Linked DNA regions of Homo sapiens: region 1 is linked to region 2. The links are chromatin loops, found by intact Hi-C in ENCODE. Cell type or tissue: endothelial cell of umbilical vein. All regions are shown on one strand. Each heading gives the region's core, and the rest is flanking DNA. Links, peaks and the distances in the headings are about the cores only. Region 1 overlaps LINC02334 (long intergenic non-protein coding RNA 2334). Region 2 has its middle 4.6 kb from the start of CSNK1A1L.

Region 1 (8,340 bases), core at 324-8,323, 940 kb before region 2:
TCTTCCAGCATCTTAATAGTCTTATGTTTTACATTTAAGTCTTCAATCCATCTTGAATTGATTTGTGTATATGGTGTAAGGAAGGGATCCAGTTTCAATCTTCTGCATATGGCTAGTCAGTTATCCCACACCATTTATCGCATAGGGACTCCGTTCCCCATTGCTTGTTTTTGTCAGCTTTGTCAAAGGTAATCTAAATGGTTGTAGGCGTGTGGCATTATTTCTGAGCTCTCTATTCTGTTCCATTGATTTACATTTCTATTTTTGTACCAAACCCATGATGTTTGGTTACTGTAGCCTTGTAGTATAGTTTAAAGTTGGGTAACAGGATGCTTCTAGCATTTTTCTTTTTGCTTACTATTGCCTGCTATTTGGGATCTTTTTTGGTTCTACATGAATTTTAAAATAGTTTTTTTTTTCTAGTTCTGTGAAAAATGTCATTAGTAGTTTGATAGGAAAAGCATTGAGTCTGTAAATTGCTCTGGACATTATGGCCATTTTAACAATATTGATGCTTCTTATCCATAAGCATGGGGGGATTTTCCATTTGTTTGCATCATCTCTGATTTATTTGAGCAGTGTTTTGTAATTCTCATTGTAAACACGTTTCACCTCCCTGCGTAGCTATATTCCTGGGTATTTTATTGTTTTTATGGCCATTGTGAATGCGATTGTGTTCTTGATTTGGCTCTCAGCTTGGATATTGTTGCTATATAGGAATGCTACTTTTTGAACACTAATTTTGAATTCTGAAACATTGCTGAAATTGTTTATCAAATCAAGGAGGTTTTGGGTAGGGACTATTTGGTTTTCTAGGTATAGAATCATATCGTCTGCAAAAGGGGATTATTTGACTTTCTATTATCCCATTTGGATGCTTTTTTTTCTTTTCTTTTGGCCAATTATTCTGCTTAGGACTTCCAGTAGTATGTTTAATAAAAATAATAAGAGAGGGCATTCTTGTCTTGTTTTAGTTTTCAAGCGGAATGCTTCCAGCTTTTGCCCATTCTGGATGATGTTGGCTGTGAATTTTTCATAAATGGCTCTTATTATTTGAGTATGTGCCTTTGATGCTTACTTTGTTGAGAGTTTTTAACATGAAGGGACATTGAATTTTATCAAAAGCCCTTTCTGCATCTATTGAGATGATCATGTGATTTTTGTTTCTAGTTTTGTTTATATAATGAATTACATTGATTGATTTGCCTCTATGGAACCAATTCTTGCCTCCCAAGAATAAAGCTTAAGAGATTGTGGTCATTTAGCTTTTCAATGTGCTGCTGAATTCAGTTTGCTAATATTTTGTTGAGGATTTTTACATCTTTGTTCATCAGGAATATTGGCTTGTAGTTTTCTTTATTGTTGTTTGTCTGCCAAGTTTTGGTATCAGAAGGATGCTGGGCTCATAGAATGAATTAGAGAGGAATTCTTCCTCCTAAATGTTTTGGAATATTCACAGTAGGGATTATACCAGGTCTTCTTAATATGTCTGGTAGAATTCATCTGTGAATCCATCTGGTCCTGGGATTTTTCTGGTTGGTAGGCTTTTTATTACTGATTAAATTTCAGAACTCATTATTGGTCTGTTCAGGGTTTTAATTTCTTCTTGGTGCAATATTGGGAGGTTGTATGTTTTCAGGAATTTATCAGTTTCTTCTAGGTTTTCTATGTCGTGTGCATTTAGGTGTTCACAGTAGTTTCTAGGGGCTTTTTGTATTTTTGTAGGGTTAGTGGTAGTGTTCACCTTTGTCATTTCTGATTTTGTTTATTTGGATCTTCCCCCTTTTTTCTTTATTATTCTGACTAGGGGTCTATCTATCTAATCTATTCCTTCAAAGGATCAATTCTTATATTTGTTGAACTTTTGTACAGTTTTCTGCTTCTCAATATCCTTCCATTCAGCTTTGATTTTTGTTAATCCTTGTCTTCTGCTAGCTTTGAGGTTGCTTGCTCTGATTTCTCTAGTTCTTCTAAGTGTGCTGTGAGATTATTAATTGGAGGTCTTTCTAACTTTTTGATGTGGCATTTAGCAGTATAAACACCCCTCTTAATGCTGTTTTTACTGTGTCTCAGAGATTCTGGTATGTTGTATCTTTATTCTTCTTAACTTCAAAAAATTTCTTGATTTCTGCTTTGACTTTATTGTTTATACAAAGGTCATTCAAAAGCAGGGCTTTTAAAAATTTCCATGTAATTTTATGGTTTTGAGGGTTTTTTAAGTAATAATTTCTATTTTTATTGTGCTGTGGTTTGAGAGTGTGATTTGTATGATTTTGTTTTTGTTTGTTTGTTTTTGATTTCCTGAGGATTATTTTATGGCTAATTGTGTTTTCTCTTTTGCAGTGTGTGCTCTGTGCAGATGAGTAGAATATATATTCTGGTGTTGTTTGGTGGAGAGTTCTACAGATGTGTATTGAGTCCATTTGGTCAATGTTGAGTTTGAATCCTGGATATTTTTGTGAGTTTTCTGCCTCAGTGATCTGTGTAATATACTGTCTGTGGGGTGTTGAAGTCTACTACTATTATTGTCCAGTTATCTACATCTCTTCATAGGTCTCTAAGAACTTGCTTTATGAATCTGGATTCTCCTGTGTTGGATGCATATATATTTACAATAGTAACATCTTTCTGTTGTATTGAACCCTTTACTATTCTGTAATGTCTTCCTTTGTCTTTCTTGATCATTGTTGGTTTAAAGTCTGTTTTGACTGAAATTCGACTGTCAACCCCAGCTATTTTCTGTTTTCCATTGGCTTGGTAGATTTTTCTTCATCCCTTTACTTTAAGCCTATGGATCCATGTGAGATATGTCTGTTGAAGACAGCATACAGTTGGATCATGCTTTTTTTTTTTTTTTTTTTTTTTTTTTTTAGGCTGAAGCGCAGTGGCATGATCTCAGCTCACTGCAACCTCTGCCTCCTGGGTTCAACTGATCCGCCCGCCTCAGCCTCCCTAGTACCTGGGACTATAGATGAGCACCACCATGTCCAGGGCTAATTTTTGTATTTTAATAGAGATGGGGTTTCACCATGTTGGCCAGACTGGTCTTGAATTCTTGATTCACCTGTGTCAGCTTCCCAAAGTGCTGAGATTACAGGCATGAGTCACCTGCCTGGCCAGGGTCTTGCTCTTTATCCAACTTGCCACTCTGTGACTTTTCATTGGGGCACTTAGCCCCTTCACTTTCAAGGTTAATATTGGTATTTGCTGATTTGATCCTGTCATTGTGCTGTTAGCTGGTTATTATGCAGCTTTATTTGTGTGGTTGCTTTACAGTGTCAATGGTCTACGTTTTTAGTGTGCTTTTGCAGTGGTCAGTAACAGTCTTTCTGTTCTATATTTGGCACTTGCTTCAGGATCTCTTATAGAGCATGTCTGGTGGTACTGAATTCCCTTAGCATTTGCTTGTCTGAATAGGATCTTATTTCTCCTTCGCTAATGAAACTAAGTTTGGCTAGATATGAGATTCTTGGTTGAAATTTCTTTTCCTTAATAATGCTGAATACACACTCCTAATCTCTTCTGGCTTGTGGGATTTCTGCTGAATGATCTGCTGTTAGCCTAATGAGGTTTCCTTTGTAGGTGATCTGCCTCTTCTCTCTAGCTTCCTTTAACATTTTTTCTTTTGTTTTGGCCTTGAAGAATCTGACGACCATGTGGCTCGTGGATGGTCTTCTTATATAGAATCTCACAGGGATTTTCTGCATTTCCTGATTTTGAATGTTGTTCTCCATAGCGATGTTGGGGAAGTCTTCATAGATGATATCCTGAAATATGTTTTCCAAGTTGCTTGCTTTCTCCTCCTCTCTTTCAAGGATGCCAGTGAGTCATAGATTTGGTCTCTACATAATCCCATATTTCTCGGAGGTTTTGTTCATTCTTCTTTATTCTTATTTTTGTCTGACTGAGTTCAGAGATGTTGCCTGTGAGCTCTGAGATTCTTTCTTCAGCTTGGTCTATTCTGCTGTTAATACTTGCAATTACATTAAGGAATTCTTTAGTGTGTTTTTTAGCTCTATCAGATCAGTTTGGTTCTTTCTTATAATGGCCATTTTGTCTTTCAACTCCTGTATTGTTTTATTGTAATTGTTAGATTCCTTGGATTGGGTTTTGACTTTCTCCTGAATCTTGATGACCTTTATTCCTATCCATATTTTGAATTCTCTCTCTGTCATTTCCACCCTTTCTGCCTGGTTAAGAACCCTTCCTTGGGAACTAGTACAGTTATTTGGAGGAAAGAAAACACTGTAGTTTAGTTGTTAGAGCTCTTGCACCAGTTTTTTCTCATCTGTGTGGGCTGATGCTCCTTTAACTGTGGTGTAATTGAGTGCAGACTCCTTTTTTGAATGTTTTTTGAGGGCCGAGGTTTTGTGCAGGGTCTTTGTTGTTGAAATCTTGTCGTTGTTTTCACAGAGGGGGGTATATTAGCAAGCATTTTTGGAGTTGGAGTTTGGGCTATGATCCAGTAGATGGCACTGAAGTGTAATGGCCAGTAGGTGGGCTCTTGCTCCACCACGTGGCTCCTCTGTATTTCTTCATGATTGCAGCCATGCTCCCTCTCAGTGCTCTGAAAGTGTGGGCTCCCTTTCCCACTCCAGTGCTGGCTTAAGGTCTGGCCTTGGCACTCCTGGGCTGCACACTGCTGCTAGGGGCGAGCTAAGGCTTTATTTTCCCTCCCCAGCTTGAAGGCAACAGGGGAAGGGACCTTGGCAGTTGCTGTGGCAGAGGGCCTTTCACTTGTCTCTTGGGGCTCCACCCTAGAGAAATGCAGAGCCACTACTAATTGGAGAGATGGGCTTGGGATTGGGGCAGCTACATTGTGAACCCATGCCTGGAGGCCCTGCCTGGTGATGCGCAAGGGTGGCAGGGGTCTCACAGAGGAGACAGACTGGCCTCCTCTCCTTAGGGCAGCTGTCACTTCCTGGACATGTGGGTTAAGCACTCAAGGTCTCTGCCCCTTCCCCAGTCCAAGGGCAGCAAGGCAGTACCGCTGCAGTGGCAGTGGGAGAGGTGCTTTCCGTTGTCCCTGGGAGCCCTACTTCAGAGAAACGCAAGCCATTGCTACTGAGAATGTTCAGCCAGTGGGTGGGGTGGCTACGCTGCTAGCCCAAGCTGGAGGCTTCACTTGATGAAAAGTAGGAGGTCAAGGGCTCACCAGGAGGAACAACTGGGCTCCTCTCCATATCATGACTGTGTTGTGCTAGGAGTGTGAGTGAAGACCTCAGGCTGTTTGTTCTTTCCCCAGTCTGAGTGCAGTAAGGGCAGAACTGCTGCCATGACAGTGACAGAGGGGATGTCAATTGCTTCTGGGAGGCCCACCTCAGGAAAATATAGAGCCAATAGCAGTGGGAATTCTCATCCGGGGGTAGGACAGCTGCTCTGCTGTCCCCAACTAGGGGCCTTGCCTGGTGAACAGTGGTGAGTGGGGGCTTACGGGGAAGAGAGACTGGGCTCTTCTCCATATGGTGGCGATGGTGTGCTGGAGGGGCCAGTGTAAGGACCAAGTCCTTCGTTCTTTCCCCAGCCTGAAGGTAGTAAGGGCCATACCACTGCAGCTGCAATAGCAGAAGGCTTATGGATTGTCTTTTGGATTTTTCTCCTCAGAGAAACACAGAGCCATCACTGACAAAGCGTTCATGTGGGGGCGGGTTGGTTGTGCTGGGGGCCAAGGTCAAGAGGTGCTGCCCAGTGAAGAGTAGCAGGGGTGAGGACCCATGTGGAAAAGAGTCTGGCTGCTTTTCTGCAAGTCTGTACACTGTGCTGGGGGTCTATGTTAGTCCCCAATCACTGTGCTCACTCCCAAGACTGAGGGCAACAGGAGTGAGGGCTGTGGAGCAGCAAAAACAGCAGCCTGCCCATCCCCTCCAGGAGTTCCATGCCAGGGAAGTACAGATCTGTTCCTCAAGAGCCCAGGTGGGACTTTTGTGACCATGCTAGGATCCCAGGCCAGTCTGGCAACGGGCTGTGTAGAAGAGCCCCACAGTCCACCCACTGCTTAGCCCCATGGATTGTGTTCCTATTCTGAGGACATGCAAGAGAGCCTGTCCTCCCCCATTGCCGCAGCTGCAGCCATTGGTACCAGGGTGCCTGGGGATGAAAAGCTCCAAGGATTTCATGAGTGCCTGAGTGGCAGTTCTGCCCACACTCCATGTAGCTGTCTATGTCAGTCCAGAGGCCCTGGTGGGGCACGGGTGTCATGGGGGATCGCCTGGGCCCAGGGTTGCAAAGGTCTGTGGCAGAAATGTGACTCCCTGGGGACTCTCACTTACTAACCATGGTGAGGGCCATCTCCCGGCTCTATGCCACTTCTGGGTGAATGATTGTCCTGTCTCATTCTTCTGTTTTCTGTGTATTGTTTCCTTGATGAATCCCAATGTGTCCACCTGGATGGTCCACTCACCACTCTTTCTTCTCTTTGTGAGAGCAGCACACACCAGCTGCTTCTAGTCAGTCACCTTGAAAGGAGCTCATCTTTATTTATTTTTTTATATGCCTACGGTGGAAGATGTGGAAGATACATTAAAGATTATCTGAATTGTACTATCTTCCCTCAAAGATTGTTAATTATTCTCTGGCAAGTCCTTAAATTCAGGCACATCTTTTATTTATTTATGTATTTATTTTTTTAGACAAGGTCTTGTTCTGTCACCCAGGCTGGAGTGCAGTGGTGTGATCACTGCTCACTGCAGTCTTGACCTCCCAGGCTCAATGGTCCTCCTGCCTCTCAGCCTCCTGAGTAGCTGAGGCTACAGGCTCACACACCACCCCACTAATTACTGTATTTTTTGCAGAGATGATGTTTTGCCATGTTGCCCACCCTGGTCTCGAACTCCTGGACTGAAATGATCTGCCCACCTCAGCCTCCCAAAGTGCTGGGATTGCAGGTGTGAGCCATTGCATCCAGCCAGGTGCATCTTAATTTTTTCAAGGGTTAGTTTCAGGCTTTTTAAAGGTACATTATTTCAGCTTTCCTCTTACACCTAGAAGAGACATGACCCTTACTCCTAGGAACTAGGTCTGACCCTTACTCCTAGGAACTAGGTCTTACCCTTACAATGTGTTTCTACTGGAATCTCTAGCTAAATCTCACTATTCATCAAATTGTCTCCACTACAGCTGGAACCAGTGTCATCTTCTATCTATCTTCCTAATACTGTGTAGCCTCTGTGATTTCTTCCATGATCTCCAGCTTCTAGCTGCTATTCTATGCTTGGCCTTCTAGAATCTCTTCTTATGTATACAAATCTCAGCAGTTGGCCAAAAACCCAAGAAAAATTTTGGGGACACTTTATGGCTCCTTCTTTGTGGAATCCTGCCTCTTGATTCAACCATGTCAACCCCGTTAAGCTCTAATCTCTGTCTCCCCTGCCTAGTGAAATTGACATTCATCTTGGGTTCTATGTAGCAGCTTAGTAATTGGTAAATGCTCTTGGGGGAAAGCTATGTGTGATCTTAACTTTCTGTGTTTCCTGCTTTCAAAGACCGTAATCCACATTGGTTGCCTTCCAATGCCTGCAGTCATTGTACATATTTTAGCTGTTATATCATTAAGGAAAATCTTATATCCAAGCCATTTACTTTAACTGACACTATTTAAAATCTTAATCTAATATGGTTTGAAAAAATATGGTGTTTGCATGTTCTCACTCATAAGTGGGAGTTGAACAATGAGAACACATGGACACAGGGTGGGGAACATCACACACCAGAGCCTGTCAGGGGGTCAGGGACTAGGGGAGGGAGAGCATTAGGAGAAATACCTAATGTAGATGATGGGTTGATGGGTGCAGCAAACCATCATGGCACGTGTATATGTATGTAACAAACCTGCATGTTCTGCACATGTATCCCAGAACTTAAAGTATAATGATATGTGTGTGTATGTGTATATATATATGTGTATATATATATGTGTATATATATGTGTGTGTATATATATATATGTGTGTGTGTGTGTGTGTGTATATATATATATATATATATATTCCTAGAAAAAAATGGTGATCAAGGGAAATGGATAAATACAAAAAATAAAAAAGCACACAATATGTAATGCTAATAAAACATTCTTTGGCATATGACTTGGGCTTTTAATATATTCAATCCAATCTCCAGTTTTTATATCTTGAGAATTATATGAGAGATTAAAATTCAGAACTATGGCTCTAAGGTCATATAAATCTTTAATAAAATTAAATAATATCTAGTAGATTATACTTATTAAACTATACATGCCTCTCACTAATACTGTATCAGAGAAAGACTTTAAAGTAAAATAGATTTTTAAAAAGTAACCATCTTTGTATTAGGCTACTGAGAACATGAATTGCTGTCTTTTTC
Region 2 (8,340 bases), core at 230-8,229:
GCATGTTAACAAGAACATTACAATAGCAGATGAAGGAAGCTTTGTACAAAATATTTCTGAAATAAAACGTTAGCAGGTAGACTCTATTCTAGCAACCACCAAACCAGACAAAGGAAAGACTAGCCCTTCAGGTTACCGGAACTTGAGATTTTGTGGTAGAAAAACTTAAACAAAAACCAGACAAGTGCCCTGCTATCATCTTCAGAGTTACATTAGATTCTCAGAATGGGTGGAAGACAGAACTATACTCTGAAGAGAGACAAAAGCATCTTCCCCTGGCTCCCAATTATGTCCTTCAACACAATAGTATAATCCAAATTAACCTTACAAGAGCAACAAGAATCCAGAAGTCTTCATGGACTCTAACCAGACCATATTAGCCCTTCCATTAAAGACTATTTCATACTTGATTTTATGGAACCCCCTTGGAGGATCCTAGAAGGGAAGAGACTTTGTAGTTATGAAATCCAAGTGTACTTTGTTACCACTTTTCTTCTTTCAGGTAACAATGAGGGTTTAGTGTGCACCAGACCAAGTCAAGGGCTTTGTGTGCATTATTTCAATGAATCCTAGCTACAGTTTTGAGATTGCTAGTAATATGTCCTTTATGCAAATAAAAAAAGTGAAGCGCACTTTTCCTAGGACCGCTTGGCTTGTAAGTGGCAGAGCTAGTGTTTGGCTTTCTCTAGCATCTGAGCTCTTAACAGCTCCACACTGCCTTTTCTAAGTCCTTCAAAATGAAAAACATTTAGTCATCTAAATTTTCCACAAAATGTAGCACAAAATTGTAGATTGTGCTATGCAATCTGCAGATTATGTTAAAACTGAGTAAAATCCACCTAGTTCAGCAGCAAGAACTCTAGCTGAACAGAAAACAGGATCTTTACAACTCCACTGTGTATATGGCAACCTGGGCTATAGTGTAGACAGGGGATATTGTCAGGAATCCTACTCTGACCAGTGGGCTTGCCCACTCCAGATTTAAGGAGTCAAAGGAAATAGCTCTCATTTACATGATTTTGAGTTTTCTTGAAAAGCAAAAGACAATTAGTATTTTAAAGGGCCACAAATTACAGGAATAACCAAAATGCAGTTTCTAGCATTCTAGAGGCCAAAGAAAAGCAGAAAAATAGAGTAGTTTCTCTCAGGAGCCAGAGTTATTGGAAATACATTTGACAACAAGAATTTAAAGACTATTACAGAAACATATGGCATAAAACATCATATCCCATTCAAGGGATCTAAGGTTTCAAATAAAGAAGTTAAATCCTCTCTATAACACAAAATATTTCTGTAGGTGGCCTAAAAGAACAAAATATGATCATATTACTATTTCCTTCCAGTCCTGCAAACTACCATAGCTCTGTTGAATACTACTATGCCAAGTAATTGTGGACAAGATTCGGAGAACTGGTTCTCAGTTTCTCCACAAGTCACTGAAAACCATGACATGATTATTAGAAATCCAGGAAAGAACAATACTGATGCTTATAAAAGAGAAAATGTAATGAATAAAAGACCAAGCCAGATTATTAAGGCAGTGAAACTACTGTTTATGGTATTTTAATGGTAAGTACACATCACTGTACATTTGTCCAAACTCACAGAATGTATGACAAACACCAAGAGTGAACCCTAATGTAAACCATGGACTTTGAGTGATAATGAGGTATGAATGGTTCATCAATTGTAATAAACGTACCACTCTGGTGCCAAATGTTGATGGTGAGGGTGGCTATGCATGGCTGGCAGGGGGTAGGGAGGATATGGGAACTCTGTATTGTCTGCTTAATTTTGCTGTGAACCTAAAACTTCTCAGAAAAAAAAAAAAAAGTCTTTAAAAGAAGATGACTAGCCCGGGGTCACATGACAGAGGCTGGGAGACCCGTAGAGGTCCATAGGCAGCATCTTAAAGAAACAGAGGATGAGTAAACCAAATTCCACAGCTCTACCCTGCTACGTTCCAGTCATTTGCTCCATTATGCCAAATAGCCACAGAATATTTACAACCCTCTCCTCCTTGTACTCTTCATGTTGTTTGCACAGAGTTGTCTACTTTTAAAAACGTATTGTATCTATTTTATTCAATTTACTTATTTTTTAATTAATTTATTTTTGTAGAGATAGGGTCTCACTCTATTGCCCAGACTGGAGTGCACTGGTGCCATCATAGCTTACTGCAGTCTCAAACTCAAGCTCAAGTGATCCTCCTGCCTCAGCCTCTCAAAGTGTTAGGATTACAGGCATGAGCCACAGGGTCTGGCCTTAGTGTGCCTATTTTAAAAGGAAATACTCACAAAGTAATGAGTTAGTAAAATCCATTATTGAACATTTTAGTTGCAAAATTAACAGTTACTGATGCTCACTGTACAAAAAATTGGTCTATAATATTTCCTTTTTGCAGCAAAGTTTAGCATAGATAGCAGTAATTTTAGCACTTATAAAAAGTATTCAAAGCTGTGTGAAGGGTACATGAAGGATCATTACATTATTATCTACTTCTGTACCTGTTTGAAATTCTCTTTGATATGAAGGTTTTCTTTTAAAAAAACTGAAATATAAAACCTGCTTAATGTACCAATAACTCTACATAAGGTAATTTAATTGCTATCAGATTATGTTATTATAGTCATAGAAAAATATTCTGTATTCTATAGCACCATCATCTGAAAACATAGCATAGTATTTAAGGATCTGAGTTCAGGAATCAGACTGCCAAGGTGCATTCCACATACTTCACTTCTTAGCTGTTATAACCTTGGAAAAGTTATTTTGCTTAAGCTCCAATTTCCGCACCCAGAAAGGGAATAACATCACCATAAAGCCAGTATGAGAATTAAATGACATAAAATGTGTGTAAAGTCACAGCACAATGTCTGCCTTATAATAGGTGTTCAATAAATGTAAGCTACTATTAATATTGCAAGGTTCTCATAGATATTATTCCTCTAAAATTAAAAAAAGTAGTAAAGCCAATAAAGAGCTCTAATCTATAGATGGGGAATGAGCTCAGAGAGTCACAATTCAGAAATTAAAAAACATTTCCCCATTCTAGTGTATTCCTAAATTATTCCTAATTATTATGAAGGAATATATGTATTCCTTCATATTAGAATATATTCCAATAAATTAGAATATATTCCAATAAATTAGAATTTAAAATTTATGAAGAATTTACAAAAATAAAAGAAACTGTAAAATCCTTGCATAGTCTTTTAATACCAGTTAAATAATCCAAAGAAAGTTTTGCCATTGACTCACTCAATCAGTTGTCAAGTTGACTTTGGCTATTACTTCTCACCAGGCCTTCTGGTGGCACCTCCTCTGTGGCCTGTCTCACACTTAGCCAAAGATATGTGGCTTATTTGGATTCTCTCATAGTCTCCCCTGCATAGATACATGGAGAACTTAGCAAGGCCCTCCAAGGCTATCATTTCTCAGATCTCCCTGTTAACTTCCAGGCTTGTCTACGAGTCCATTGTTTGCCGCAACCAAGACTGTAACTTCAGACTACCTGAACAGCTAGTCTTTTCCTTTCATTTGCCACAAAGATCACTATTTCTACTGACAACACCACTGGGTGTGAAGTTTTTCCACACTGTGCGCCAAACCGAATGATCCCCCTTTGGCAGGGAAGCTGCTGGTTTTCATATTCAGCAGTGCTCTCATAAACTTCTCAACAGATCCACCTTGGGAATGGGGTACAGAAGACATGGATAGGAGAAGCCCCAGATAAGAATACCATAGACTCCCACTGCTCCTACTAACTTACATTCAGCATTTTTTTGTGAATAATTGCTTCTCAATTTGTTGTATGCCTTTGGTGAATTTCAAGAGCCCTGAAATGGTTGTTTTTCACAATATTGTCCAGTTTTGTTATTGTATAATATTTTATTAGAAAAAAATTAAAACATGCAATGTTTTACCACAAAGGTAAATAGTAAGACATGTTCTAAATTGTCTAACTGGTAGCCATTATTATTAGTATTTTGTTTTATAGACAACAATTATATGCAAAATAAAATGTTCATCCAATCTCAATGCAATATTGGCCCTTGTCTAGACACTGTTTTTATGAGGAGTTACATTATCTAATATTTAAATTATTCAAGTTCCTTAAAATGTAAGGATTCCAAAAGCTGGTACTAAACAATAATTCATTATTTAGAAACTCCTTTATCTCAAAAATATGTCTTTTCTGACAGATCATTAGGACTACTGTTTTTAAAAAAACAGGATGCTAGACATGTACTGTTAGAGTGTATGATGATTGGATAAAATTAAATATCTCTGTGAACATAATTATAAGGAACCAGGTTGAGACTTGAAAAATAAATATATTTGACTGCAGAACCCAGAGTTATAAAAAATATTTGTACTCTGCTGGAGATGCTCTCTCTTAGACAAAATTGTCAAAAAGGAACTTCACTGGGATTAAGTGCAAGCCTGTGTATGCACATTCAGGATGCACTAAACTGTAGTTCAGCCAATCCTTTTATTTTCCAATCCATTGTTCACCCTAATCACAGTCAAACTAATCACAAGATGAATCCATAAAATAATTAAAACAACCTAAATTAATGAATCATTTATACTTAGTCTCATTCATTTTGAACATCTGACATAATTACAACTTACAGCTTTTTCTTTGTATTAGAGTAGATAGCTGTTAGAACTTAAGCAAAATTCACTGAAAGGAACTGGAAGATGCAATAAGTGTGATGTCATGAACTGTTTTCATGTAATTTTTCTGATCTTTGAATAAAGTAACATAATTAATGAATGTGTTCACATAATGATCTGCCAACAATTTGAATGGTCTTAATAAGGTGACAACCTGCAAGAAAAAGTAAAAGAGGTTACACAACTCCTCACTGCTCTGGAAGGAAGTCCAGAAAGGTGCCAGAATTGCAATAACTTCATGGGAACCAAACAAAATAAGTAATGATTTTTAAGGCTGAAATTGAACCCTACATTCTCAATATAGTAAAATTGGTATTTAAGTGTTTTCTTTTTTTCAGATAAACATATTGCAAGTTTCAAAATGAGTGAACAGAAAGATGCAGAGCCATGGAGAAAATATTCTTTCATGAAGAAAGAAAAATCCAGCACATTACAATGACGCCCTCTGCTGTGATTTTTGATACTACACCAAATAACCTCATTTCCAATAGTGTCTCACTGTCTTTGCAGTGCCAATACTTCCAAAAAGCTTTGAGGAAAAAATGACTTAAATCCTTCTATAAAGTTAGTCATCTCCAGGATCTTTTAAAATTGAAGTGATTGATTCTGGGTAATGTTATTCTGAACATAGTGTTTGAGCCACATAAATGTCAGTAAATCCCTTAGTGACAGCATTATTTATTTAAGAACATATTTTGATTTATTTTGTATTCTATTTAAATAGTTCCAAAAGGAGATTATATTCATGCCAAATGGTTTCTGTAATGACAACTGCCGACCCAATTTGATAGCCAAAAATTTTTTTTTTTAACTAAGAAATTTTTGTGTCTCAAATGACCATTCTACTAAAGTGTCTCCATTTCCTGGGAAAAGATACCAAGAAGCCCAGAAAATTAACCCCAAAATTCATATGAGACTAAAACCAATGCCATTTGAGTATCATTTCTTAATTGCCAAAAGCAGACACGGACTTACAGGGAAGTGAATAAAGCCTCCTTTGCAAGGTCCCTTCTAAGTGTTAGGAGTGGACAGGAGTTGTGAAGTATTTCAGGTGGGGAGGAGAAGTCAGATTGCAATGTGGAAGCATTTCTATGTAAGAATTTCTGGTCAATTGCATCAAGATAGCTTAGGGGATAAAAAAAAAGACTTGACCCTCTAACACTCAGGTAAATTGCAATGATTTCTTTTCCTAAGTTAAATATTTCATGCCTGTTTGTTGTTGTTCTTGTTGTTGTTGTTGTTGTTGTTTTCTTAAAGAGGGCCACAAAAAAAATTGTATAAAGTTCAGGACTGACAAAACCCGAATTGGCTGTTAAACAGTACAATACTACCCAGTACAATCCTGCCCAGAATACGTTATTTTACTTTTACTGGGGTCATCTTATATTAATAGAAATTATTTTAGAGGCAATTTTGAAATCAAGGCTAAATCATAGCTTTAAAATGCATTGGTAAAATACTTTATACAATTAAAGAAAAGAAACAGAACTAATATATTCCCAACAGTGAAGCCACCCAGCGTTCAGGAGCCTCTGGCTGTTGATGTCTATGTAGGGGTTAAAAGTACTGGCTTTGGAGGCAGGCTATCCTGGATTTCCATTCTGAATCCATCATTACCTACCTATGCCACCTTTGGTGAGTCACTCATGCCTGCAAATAGGAGGCATTCAATAACTATTTGTTGAATGAATGAATAAATAAAGAATGCATCAACCCCACACACTGTCCACAAAACTTTATGAAATACAGTAGTTCAATTTACTTCCATTTTAAAAACTATTTGTTGCACATCTTTTATGGAAAAATTTTGGACAAAAGGGTAGGAGGGGATGCAAGAGTTTAAGCAAAGTGTTGTTTGGGTTTAAAAAGAGTATTTATATTTGGTTGAGGAGATTGGAAAAGGTTTCATGGAGCAAACAGCATTTAAGGAAGAGCCCTGAGATTATTAGGATTAGACCTGGGCGATGGGAAAGATAAAGCAGGCTGGAAGCATTTCAGGCTGAGGAAACAACACCATAAGCCAAGACCCAAAGATGAAAAAATGCAGGGAGTATGTGTTCGGGGAAAAATCCGCAGTCCCACCGGCTTGTGGTAAGAGAATTCATGGGAGACTGGATTGGAAGCTATTCAGGGTCATATCATCACTTCAGTTACTGATCCTCCCCATTCTGGAGATGCTCACAACTTCCCTGTAAGTGAAGGTTCACCCAACCACCATTATAAGTTACACTTGACCTTCTTTATAGACAGTGCCTTTATTTAACTGGTACAAAAAAGTATGGGACTTAGTAAACAATAAATAAACTATAATTAAACTATTCTAGTTCCAGAATTGAAAGGGGATTTTTTGATTCAAGCTTTTGTCCATGTATGGGTTATCTGTAACTTTTTTGAATAGTGACTTCTCTCACATAGAGATTATTTGAATTTCAAGGTTCGTGTTGAAGCCATTGACTGGAAGACTGAACGGGAAGGAAGCATAATGGGCAGTGGGTTAACAACATAAATTTTATTCTTGGTTATTAGAAAGGAAATTGTTCTCCAGGCAAATTTCAACAAAGTTGGATGAGTAAATGAAAGAAATGCCATTCTAGTTGGTACGGTATAAAAAGTAACTACCTTGGGTCAGAATTCAGTTTCAAATTGGCCTCTGACACTTGTCTGTAGTGTGGTCTTGGGCAATTCATCTAACCTCTCTATGCCTTGATTTCCACTTGTATAAAATGAGAAGTACAATCATAATAATAAAATATGCCAGCAGTATACTGTATTACTATCCACCTGAGGTAGGAGTATGTATTTTCACCCCACTGTCTTTGGACCTGGCCATGTGATGTGTTTTGCCCAGTGGAATGTAACATTTGCCACTCCTTTTATTATGAGAACAGCATGCTCCTAAGGAGGCTGCTCTTTCAGCCTGCATTCTAGAACAAAGAGGACACAGGAAGCAGAGATGCAGCTGATCTACAGCTTACATAAAACCTGAATGATAAATAAACTTTGTCATTGTAAGCCACTGAGATTTGCGAGTTGTTCCTGCTGCAAAGCCAAGTAATATACTGCGCTACCCACCTCACATATTTGTCTGAAGTGGACTTTAAAAATGTTTTAAAGCACTTTATAATGTTCTATGCCCGTCTATGTCTCAAACCAGCTCCTTCTCTCGCCATAGATTGATGCAGGTCAGAAAAGTTAACAGCACTAACTTATGTGAGACAGTAAAGTGAGAATACCTGCTTTCAAAGCTGCACCTCTCTCTCCTGCCTTTCTGCCATTGGCCCCCAAATTCGTTGCTACTGCCCCGTTAGGATTATACTCAGTTCCTATCCCATCTCCTCATAAAACAAAATAATCGCACGGGTTTTGTTATTTGTGATGTGAACTTTCATAAAAATATTGAAATGGTACCGCTTTTTCTGCTAGTGCTGGCCCCAGTTCTTCTGAGAAAATGCTCAGAACTGCCGGCTTCTGTTTCTTCTCCATATTTTGGTTAAATTTTACTTGAATCCTTCATTTAGTCAGTTTTGCCAGAACGTCTCTGTGGAATCCTATTTAAATTCAAAGCACTCTATGAAAAAATTTCAAAAGGATCGCTTTAAAAAAAAAAAAAAAGACATTTCAATTTAACTAGCAGTAAGTAACTCTTGTTGACTAAAC

The links. Peaks named below come from ENCODE experiments on the same cell type or tissue, not always from the same donor. Only the 100,000 strongest peaks of a DNase experiment are listed, where the experiment ranks them.
Region 1: it touches region 2 in a loop (5-fold over the local background); 3 of 110 quality-filtered maps call a loop at or near these places.

Annotation. Positions count from the first base shown.
Region 1 is chr13:38,042,104-38,050,443 of GRCh38, reverse strand. All of the region lies in intron 3 of LINC02334 (long intergenic non-protein coding RNA 2334), which reads right to left. Among named protein-coding and RNA genes, the nearest start is that of LINC00571, 97 kb to the left of the region's middle. In endothelial cell of umbilical vein, for the core only: a CTCF peak has its summit at 4,467 (motif pointing right); no DNase peak of the experiment used is centred there.
Region 2 is chr13:37,106,063-37,114,402 of GRCh38, reverse strand. No RefSeq gene overlaps it. Among named protein-coding and RNA genes, the nearest start is that of CSNK1A1L, 4.6 kb to the right of the region's middle. In endothelial cell of umbilical vein, for the core only: a CTCF peak has its summit at 5,133 (motif pointing left); a DNase peak (open chromatin) is centred at 5,122; H3K27me3 peaks cover 175 bases.